Linked DNA regions of Homo sapiens: region 2 is linked to region 1. A link is a loop called in an ENCODE intact Hi-C map of the cell type or tissue named here. Cell type or tissue: PC-3. All regions are shown on one strand. Links, peaks and the distances in the headings refer to the core of each region. The heading gives the core; the rest is flanking DNA.

Region 1 (5,382 bases), core at 68-5,067:
ATAAAGTCAGATTCATCTTCTAAGCAAATTAATTCAGAACGTGAATGTTACTCCAATGAATATAGCAAACCTCTTAGTCATGTACCAACTAAAAAATGATCATTTGAGAGAAGGCATATTGAAACAATACTGTATTCCCACATGTCTCAATATAAATACTGAAGGTGAAAACAGATTCACAATCCAATTGTAATGCCAGCATCCTCACTTTTTCTTCTGTGTTGTTTTAAGAGTCCAGTGACTTTGGTTCCTTTGTACCCTCTACTTTTACATTGCTATCCTCAAACATTTGATCTGGTTTCTATTCTTGGAGAGCAATAAAATGTTTTAGAAATGTAACAAAGTTCAGCTGGGCACGGTGGCTCACGCCTGTAATCCCAGCACTTTGGGAGGCCAAGGTGGGTGGATCACCTGAGGTCGGGAGTTCAAGGGCAGCCTGGCCAACATGGTGAAACCCCATCTCTACAAAAATACAAAAATTAGCCAGGTATGATGGCGGGTGCCTGTAAACCCAGCTACTCGGGAGGCTGAGGCCAGAGAATCACTTGAACCCAGGAGGCGGTGGTTGCAGTGAGCCGAGATTGTGCCACTGCACTCCAGCCTGAGCGACAGAGCGAGACTCCATCTCAAAAAAAGAGAGAAATGTTACAAAGTTCAGCATTATCAAACAACTTGAGTACTTAAAAATCGCCTTCTCTGTGGAGTCTACAGGAATGGAATCTAAGGCATTAGGGTTGTTGCCATAAGCGGGTACAGCAGGACAACGGTGTTGGCTATAGCAATAGGCAGAGGAAGAGGAGGAGTCATGGCCTCAGAAATTCAGAAAAGAAAATGTGATCCAGGCTCTACCCTATAGAAGAAGAGATCAGATCTTATGGTCAGGAAAGGAGGAAGCTGGCCAAGATGCAGCGTGAGGATTTCAGAGCGAACACACACATTGACCTTGCAGCTGCATGGGGTGCGTGATGAAGGCAGGTTTGGCCACTGACAAGAGGAAATCAATATGATGAATCAATTGATATCACTCTATCATCACATATGGAGAGGAGGTATGAATGCTTGTTGGTAATTCATAGAAACAGTTTGTTGGCTGGGTGTGGTGGCTCATGCCTGTAATCTCAGCACTTTGGGAGTCCAAGGTGGGTGGATCATGAGGTCAGGGGTTCAAGACCAGCCTGGCCAATATAGTGAAACCCTGTCTCTACAAAAAATACAAAAAAACTAGCCAGGCGTGGTGGTGGGCGCCTGTAAGGTGCCAGCTACTCTGGAGGCTGAGGCAGGAGAATCGCCTCAACCCAGGAAGCAGAGGTTGCAGTGAGCCAAGATTGTGCCATTGCATGTCTCAAAAAAAAAAAAAAAAAAAAAAAAAAAAGAAATAAACAGTTTGTCAATGGGTCACAGATTTGTAATCAAATGAAAGCTGGAAATAATGCTTGGCTCTTGTTGTCATGTTGGTTCTCTACCAAAAATTTCTGCAGATCTTCTTGGCAACGTTGTTTTAGACTGGTGCATAAAAAGGGCTATGAATTTAGCTCTGCATTTGCCCTCATTTAGTGCTGTTTGTATGTTGCCACTGAAGGATGTAGTTTTGGGTTCTAGTTGATAGCCACCAGTGCTTATCAATTGGCAGATAAAGTTTCAGGGATTCTCTACTTATAATTGGTTTCACTTTTAGGGGCTGGAAGCCAATCCAAATTACCCCGGTGAGTGTTTGTTACTCGTGGGTGAGTGTTCATGGCTACCGCACCCCAGCAAATTACCAGGCAGGTAGTTATGATGGAAAACCTGGAATTTGGAATTCAAGCCAGTTACAGAAGCAAGAATAAGCACAGGACTTCAAATTTGGAAATGCCATTCTGTGGAGTGAAGTGGTACCCTAATTTATATATTTCAAGTAAAGAATTTGGTTAAATGAATTTCTGTTAAGTAAGGGAAACTTGTGGTATATTACTACCATTGAAAAAATGGTTTCGTCTTTGCACTTCCTTCCATTTGCATAGTTCATATTTATGACACCCAATTCTACTTCAGCACCTTTTTGGCATATCATCCCCATCAGAAAACGTACACAAATTATGGTGGGACTCAAGCTACAGTAATAGCTGAGACCAGAATTCACTTGATCCCCTCTGTTCGCAATTCATACTGCCTCCTGTACGCAAGAAGAGCCGTGCATACTGGGTATTCATTGAATTATGAATGTTTCCAGCTCTGGCAACAAAACAAATAACCAACAACCCCCCCAAAACTGATTAGCTATTAACCAACCCCACACAAAGTCTGAACTATATTAACTTCATTAGGCATTCTTTAATCTGTGGTAGAATGGAAATACATCCTAAAATTAGAAGATTGTAAACAGAGAGGTTTTCTTTTCCCCCACTTAATGTTTAATTTTAAAATATTCTATCTTAATTTGATATGGCTACCCAGAATAGAAAAAATGTTAGCTTCAACTTACTTCTTTACTTCAGCAAGCCTTAGCTCTGCTCTGAAACTCTTCTAAAGAAGCAAAAGGCTCTTAATTAGCACACACACAACAGGACAGGATTCACATGCACATGCTGCAGGAATAGTGTTTCTGCATTAACTTACAGCAGCTGTGAAATTTAAATACCACTAGCAGCAAAGACATTTTGTAAAATACCGCACTATATTTCATGAGAAATTTGCGCCCTCTTTTGGATAAAGATTGTTAAGACATTTCAATATGAACTTTTTTTTAAAAAGGCATGCAGTTTTTAAAAAATAAACAGTTTTATTGTAAGGACCGTGGGAAAGGACGAGAAAGAACAGGTGTGAGGACATTGCAAAGCCAGTATTAACAGAACTAGAAGGTGAAGATTTTGTAACTGCAACGCATAGATGGCACTATGAAGCGCCTTGAATTAGGAATCTATCGTTTTCTTTTAATCAAGATGTGTTGAGAAATTGTGACAATCATTACAAAGTAATGATTTTTAGGACCAATTTTCTCTAGAAAACAGTAGCCAAAGCTCATCTTCCTCTTGAGGCTGTAAGTTTTGTATGGTTAAGGATAAATTGTCCCTTGGATGATTTTTCTTTTTTCTTTTTTTGAGACAGAGTCTTGCTCTGTCGCCTGGGCTGGAGTGCAGTGGCGTGATCTCGGCTTACTGCAACCTCCACCTCCTGGGTTCAAGCGATTCTCTTGCCTCAGCCTCCAGAGGAGCTGGGATTGCAGGTGTATGTCACCATGCTAGCTAATTTTTGTATTTTTAGTAGAGATGGAGTTTCACCATGTGACTAGGTTGGTCTTGAACTCCTGACCTCAGGTGATCTTTCTGCTTAGATGAAGCAGATATTAAGGACTTTTTTTTTTTTCAAATTTAGGAAAATACACAAATGTATTTAAAGATATCTTGAGAGACATTTAAAACATATTCTTCATTTTTCTTCTTTAACTGACCATCTCAATAGACTTGTCTATTACAGTATCACAGTCTCTCTGTCCACCACCCATCTACTTCTCCATCCACTGCCATCTTTCCTACCTTTCCCTTTCCACTGAAACACCATAGGCAAAAGTGACAAGTGGTTTTGTGCTACCTGACTTAGTGAACAGTCCCCATTCTTTATCTTGTTTGTTTTCTCTGCACCTTTTTCATAGTTGCTCAGTTCCTTCTTTGTGAAATACTTTATTCTTTCGGCTTCCATAGCCCCATTCTTGCCTAGATTTCTCTGCCTGTTCCACGATTCGTCTCCATGTCTCCTCATGGGCTGGTATCTCCAGCATTCTGTACTTGGCACTTACCCCTTTTCACATCACAGTCTTTCCCTGAACCAACTGGTGGCTCCATAATGGGATTCCCTGACCCAGAATCAGTTCTTCTGATGTCCCATGTGCCTATGGGACATCTTCTCCTTTCTCCTGGTGGCTCGCAGGTATGGAGACCTCAATTATGTCTACAACTAAACCTCTCACCCCCACCTCCCCCGCAGCTCCCTTCTGTATTTTCTCCACTGAACCATGAACCATATTTGTTTGTCTACCCACTCAGTCTGCCAAGCAAGTTATGAGTGTTCCTGAGTCATCTTGGATGGCGCTCTTCCCTCTGTACTCCTCATCACTCAATCTTGTTGACACTCTTTCTGAACTGCCATGAGTCATTCTCACCTCTCCAGGCCCACACTACTCTTCCCAGTTTAGACCCTCATCACCTCTTCCATCCACTAGCCTGACTGGTCTTCCTGCCCCAGGGCTCACCCCTTCTAATATGACTCCCCAGCTGATTTTCCTAAAAGATAAGCCTGATTGTTTCTTTACCCCTTTAAAACCCTTCACGGGCTCCTCATTACTTGCAGAATGAAATCTGTGTATCTTATCATGACACAAAAGGTATCCTAGGATCTTCAGCCCATCACCTGCCATGCTGCACCTTGGAATACTCTGCTGGATCATAGCAAGCATGCATGGCAGTGTTCTTCCACCCAGGATGCCTTTTTTGCTTAATTAGCCTGGAGAATTCCTTTTAATTACTTTTTAAAAAAACTCTTTCCTCCCCCAATAGACCAGGCCTGAGAGTCACTCTCTCATTCTTGGTGGCGTGCTTCCATTGTTGCATTTACTGCGCAGAATTGGAGTTTGTATCCATGTCCCTGCTGAGCTGTGAGCGCTTTGAGAATAAACACAGATTCTTATTCATCCTCACTGTTGTTGTTATATTATAACCATGATTGGCTACCGTTTATTGAATGCCAGGAGAAAAAAAACCCTGAAGTTTGGAGATATTAGGAAAATTGCTCAAAGATGTATTGCCATTTAGAGGCAGAGTTATAATTTAATCCCCTTTTTTTAAATGATCCAAAACACATGTTCTTATCAAAATGATGCACTACAACTTAGAGGTTTCCTGGTAATACTCCTACTAGTAGTAGTTATTATAACTATCACTGTGAATCATGCATTATACTAAATTCTTTATATAACAATCAGTTTCTGAAGATGGAGAATTGATTTTTTTTTGAATTTTTAACGGTTTGATATAAAAAGTTATTTTTAAAAATGTAAAATAACAAAAGATATTTACTAAAGATATTCATACATTTGACAGGAGTATAGTTAAGCTTAGGTGGACCAGATGACCCACAATATCCCTTACCACATAAGATTTTATAATTCTACAAATATTTTTCCTCTTTTGATTTTAACAAATCTTTTCTTAAATTTATTTTATTAACATATCGTCCTGGCAGTAGCTTCATATGGTTATAACCATGTTTTCTTCTTCTTTTTCTTTCCTATTTGAAGGAAAAAAAAGACACCCAATGCTTTCTGTGTGTTTTCATATGTAACCTTCTACATAGCAGATGCTGCTAAATTGCTGGGGATATAATGAGAATTAAAAAGGAAATACAATTCTT
Region 2 (5,382 bases), core at 174-5,173, 87 kb before region 1:
ATTTCACCTAGATTATCCAATTTGTTGCTGTACAATTGTTCATTATATTCTCTTACAATCCTTTTAATTTCTCCAAGATTGGTAGTCATGTCCTCACTTTCATTTCTTATTTGGGGTGGCTGAAGGTTTGTCAGTTTTGTTGATCTTTGTAAAGAACCAAATTTTGGCTTCATCTATTCTCTCTGTTGCTTTCCTGTTCTTTGCTTTATCTTTGCTCTAATTTTCATAATTTTTTTCTTTCTGCTGCCTTTGAGTTTGGTTTGTTCATCTTTTTCTAGCTAGGTTATTTATTTAAGATTTTTCTTCTTCTTCTATATTTGTTTTTTGGAGATAGACTCTCTCTCTGTTGCCCAGGCTGGAGTGCAGTGGCACAATCACAGCTCACTGCAGCCTTGACCTCCCAGGTCCAAGTGGTCCTCCCACCTCAGCCTCCTAAGTAGCTGGGATTACAGGCACGTACCACCATACCTGGCTAATTTTTTTTTTTTTTTAATTTTTGGTAGAGATGAGGTCTCACAATGTTTCCCAGGATGGTCTCAAACTCCTGAGATCAAGTGATCGTTCCACCGTGGCCTCCCAAACTGTTGGGACTACAGGCATAGCCATCACACCTGGACCTTTCTTCTTTTTAAATGTAGGCTCTTACAGCTGTAAATTTATTTCTGAGCACTGATTTGGCTGCATCTCATGAATCTTGGTATGTTGTGTTTTCATTTTCATTAACCTCACAGTATCTTCCAATTTCCCTAGTGAGTTTTTCCTTAACCCATTGGTTGTTTAAGAGCACGTTGTTTACTTTCCACGTATTTGCTACTTTTCCAGTTCCCTTCTGTTACTGATTTCTGGCTTAATTCTATTGTGATCAGAGAAGAATCTTTGCATGATTTTGATCTTTTTAAATCTGAGAAACACTTTATGGACTTAAAAAAAGGTCTTCCTGGTAAATATTCCATGTGCACTTGAGAAGAATGTATATTCTGCTATTGTTGGGTACAGAGTTCTGTATATGTGTGTTAGGGCTAGTTGGCATATAGTGTCGTTCAAGTTCTCAATTTAGATTTTAAAAACCCTGAAGGTCATTGAGAAATCAAGTGCTGACCTTGAATTTAGCTCCTGTAAATCTGAATTTGTATTTTCTGGGGGTGGGATGAAGTTACACTATCCAAATTGTTATGGTGCCAACAAATGTTCTTTTATTGCTCAATATATGTTTTCTTTAAAGTATATTTACATTTTATATATTATGGCATGACTTTTATACAAGTTCATAGAACACAAAAAGCTGGAGGCTTTGGGCGTCTGTGTTGGTATTTTAAGGGATGTAAGGACAAGAGGATTCTGTGTGCTGCCTTTAGTTTAGAAAAATCATTGTGCACAGACCTGCCATGATAGGAAATGTTGTTACAAGCCTCACTGAAATAAGCAATACTAGCTAACATTTTTGAAGTGATGCTATGAACTTTTATTTTAAATATTGCTTATTTTCTTCAGACCAGAACTTTTAAAGATGTGTATTAAAATAATTTCAGGAATATGAAATGCAGAAAACAAAAGAGGAAGACTTTTTGAAGTTATTTGACAGGTGGAAAGAAGAAGAAAAGGAGAAACTAGTTGATGAAATGGAAAAAGTCAAGGAGATGTTTATGAAGGAATTTAAAGAATTAACTTCGAAGAATTCAGCATTAGAATATGTAAGTATTAAACCTAGAAGTTCTTATGGTATTGATTGCCTTGAGAGGTGGTGTTAGGATGGCATTAAGGCCAGGGGATCCAGCAGTTACTTTATGTTACCCTCGTGCAGACATTCTTCTCCCTGAGAGTCTTGAGGGAGGCATAGAGGAGACAGAGTGAGTCAGAGATGTTTTGCTGAGAATGGGAGCTTTGGCCTTAAACTTCAGTGCAGAACACTCGTGGTGAGATATAGAAGACCCTCTTCTATGATGGTCCCTCTTTTCTTATCTGGTTAGGTTAGCCTTGAACTGTAAACTCCTCCCTGAGTTTTGGAACTTTCCATTGTCCAGTGGGAAGGGAAAGAAGCAGACCCAGAAAGGCTAAGAACCTTTGCCAGGCTCCCTCCTCAACCCAGGCCCAGGTGGGGTCTCTAAAGCAAGCAAGTTATGGCTAAGTGAGCCCCTCTCCCTTGTGGGAACAGCCCTGGTCCATACAGCCCCAGCCTCATGCATAGATGATACCTGAGCTGCTTCTTTAGAAAGCAGCCAATCAATCAGTGTCCTTCTAAGAATTCTAAGCTCCCTGGTTAGACTTGACCTGAGTCTTCTTTGGGGAAAACGGAGAAAGGAAGGGAGCTGAGCGAAGGTCCTTGAGCTCCCTCTAGGGGCCAACAAGTTTTATAAACGAAAATAGAGATTTTTGGAATTCACCTGAGGGCTTTCCTAAAACTCTTTAAACTCTAGCGTGAGATTTGGCGAATGGCCCATGAACCAAGTCCAGCATACCACCTGTTTTTGAATGGCCTCTGACATAAGAATAGTTTTTACATTTTTACTTTTTATTTTTTTCAAGACAGAGTCTCTCTCTGTTGCCCAGTCTGGAGTGTAGTGGCACAATCTCAGCTCACTGCAACCTCTGCCTCCTGGGTTCAAGTGATTCTCGTGCTTCAGCCTCCTGAGTAGCTGGCGTTACAGGCACATGCCACCACACCCAGCTAATTTTTGTATTTTTAGTAGAGACGGTTTCACCATGTTGGCCAGGATGGTGTCGAACTCCTGGCCTCAAGTGATCCTCCCACTTGGGCCTCCCAAAGTGCTGGGATTACATTTGTGGGCCACTGTGCCCAGCCAGTTTTTAAATTTTTAAAACATTGGAAAAAAAGAAGACTATTTTGTGACACAGGAAAATTTCATTAAAGTTCACATTTCAGTGTCATGAGTGAAGTTTTATTGAAACACAGCCATGTTTGGTAATTTACGCTCTGTCTGTGGCATTTTTGTGTGGGAGCAGTAGAGTTGAATGTTTTGTCTGAGACTTTGTGTTACGAATCTGCATGACTTATAACTGTTGCTATTGACCTTGGCTACCTGGCTGTGGTAGTGTTTGTCAGGTTTCTCCACTGAAGATTTTCTCTTTTTTCCTCCTTTCCCTGCTGTCCTTTCTGAAATGAAGTCACTATGAGCAGCCTACACTGAGGAGAGGAGACGTGCGCTCCCCCATACTTTTGTTTTTGAAGTTAATGTGTTACCTTCTGTGGTTTTCTGAGGGTTTTTGCCATGAGTAACATTGGGAATAATATGAAAAGAAAAGGGTAAAATTAAAAACGTTATGTCCCCAGTGGATTTACTGATGTGGTCCCTGGACAGTGTTGGCCTCTCACTAAACTAGCTTAAGAACCAGGTGCATTCAGTTCTTCTGTTTCTGGTACCTATTAAGTGCCCATAAAAAATTTTAAGCCCCAGCTGGGCCTGGTGGCTCACACCTGTAATCCCAGCACTTTGGGAGGCTGAGGTAGGCAGATTGTTGTGTGAGCCCAGGAGTTTGAGACCAGCCTGGGCAACATGGCAAAACCCTGTCTCTACAAAAAAAATACAAAAATTATCTGGGTGTGGTGGTGCACGCCTGTAGTCCCAGCTACCTAGGAGGCTGAGGTGGAAGGATTGCTTGAACCCAGGGGGTTGAGGCTGCAGTGAGCCATGATCATATCACTGCACTCTAGCCTGGGCAACAGAATGAGACCCTGTCTCCAAAAAAAAAAAAAAAATTAGACTCGTTTAAGATTAGAAAGTTAGATTTTCCTTCCCCTTTTTTCACCCTGTACATATTCTGATAGGAAGACCAGCAAGCAGTAGAAACAAACCAGTAAAACCACAGGGAAGCAGAAGCAGGAGAAGCGTCCAAGAGCGTCCAGGAGCGTCCAAGAGGGCAGTCAGATTTAAAACACAGCTATGTGCTCCCTGATTTTATTCTCTGTTTCCATCTTATGAAAGTCTAACTGTAGTACTGAGCTTGAATTTTATCTTATAGCAACTGTCAGAAATCCAGAAGTCCAATATGCAGATCAAGTCCAACATAGGCACATTAAAAGATGCACACGAGTTTAAAGAAGACCGTTCTCCATATCCCCAGGATTTCCATAATGTCATGCAGCTTCTTGATAGTCAGGTACGTGCAAGTGGGTGACAGCTGCAGTGGATGCCTTCCTTTTTCTTAGTGAAGTAATTTACAGTGAGTGTCATCTGCAGAAAAAGTGTTTGTCTTTTTTAGTAACCCTGAAGGTGACTAGCTGTTATTTTTCTCCTACAGCATGCCTAAATCATAAGAGGTGTTTGTTACATGCTTGCTGTTGGCAAATAGCATACACAACAGTTGGCAGAACTGTTTTGTTTCTTCTCTCCATAAAGTCAATTTGAATTGGTTAGTATAACCTAGCTATTCATTTTTCATCTTTCAGATGTAGCTCTCAATTTCAAAAGGTGTAGAAGGGCATATTGAAGCACCAGATTTAATTTTAGAGTTTAAATATACTGCTAACTGTATTTTTAGTAGAAACGGGGTTTCACCATATTGGCCAGGCTGATCTTGAACTCCTGACCTCAGGTGATCCGCCCACCTCGGCTCAATTAACTGGGCGTGGTAGCAGATGCCTGTAATCCCAGCTTCTCGGAGGGCTGAGGCAGGAGAATTGCTTGAACCCAAGAGGCAGAGGTTGCAGTGAGCTGAGATCACGCCATTGCACTCCAGTCTGGGCAACAAGAGTGATACTCAGTCTCAAAAAATAAATAAATAAATACACACACACACACACACACACACACACACACACACACACACACACACACTGCTAACTGGTCAGCTGATGATCTGTTACATTTATCAAACATAATCACTTTCATTTGGAAGTGACAGCGGTTTAGGGGAACAATTTTTTTAAACTAGGAAGCAAATAGAGATGAGAGCTTATGAATTCAGGATTCTTTTTTAAAAGCCTGGGTCATTCTAAAAAAGGTAAGTAGACTTTGGAAACAGGGACCACTGCTTCTTGCTTCAGTGCTCACATGTTTCCTCCCTGACCCAAATCTACCTGCTCCACTGCAGTCAGGCTGACCATGTCCCTGTCCTGTCTGAAGTCCTTCAGTGACCCTTATTCCGGACTTCCTACCAGCACGCAGGGTCCTTCGGATTCTGGGCCCTGGGCCATCTTTCTCTGTTCTTTGCTTTCCTGGCACTCCAGCGGCCCAGCAGCCCATGCCTCTCAGAACATGCCCTTCTGTCTTTTTCCTCGGTTCTGGCTGCTTTCCTGCCTGTCCTGCAGCTCCCAGTTTTCGGGACCTGTCTTTTACTCATTCTTTAGTATTCAGCCAGGGGGGCAGGTACCGCTTTCAGAAAGTTCTCCTGAGCCTCTAGGCTATAGCATTTCTGTAGTCCCTA

The links. A loop is a pair of places that touch in the nucleus more often than their neighbours do. Peaks named below come from ENCODE experiments on the same cell type or tissue, not always from the same donor. Only the 100,000 strongest peaks of a DNase experiment are listed, where the experiment ranks them.
Region 2: a loop joins it to region 1, with 2.0 times the contacts of the local background. A loop is called at or near these places in 7 of 110 quality-filtered maps.

The regions. Positions count from the first base shown.
Region 1 is chr13:95,534,144-95,539,525 of GRCh38, reverse strand. It overlaps a transcript of CLDN10 not described here. Among named protein-coding and RNA genes, the nearest start is that of CLDN10-AS1, 2.9 kb to the right of the region's middle. RefSeq lists an enhancer at 3,937-4,231. In PC-3, for the core only: a CTCF peak has its summit at 2,683 (motif pointing left); a DNase peak (open chromatin) is centred at 4,065; H3K4me3 peaks cover 296 bases; H3K27ac peaks cover 731 bases.
Region 2 is chr13:95,621,077-95,626,458 of GRCh38, reverse strand. It overlaps DZIP1 (DAZ interacting zinc finger protein 1), which reads left to right. Exons shown (of 23, transcript NM_198968.4): 8 at 1,530-1,691; 9 at 3,979-4,116. Among named protein-coding and RNA genes, the nearest start is that of DZIP1, 21 kb to the left of the region's middle. In PC-3, for the core only: a CTCF peak has its summit at 2,319 (motif pointing left); no DNase peak of the experiment used is centred there.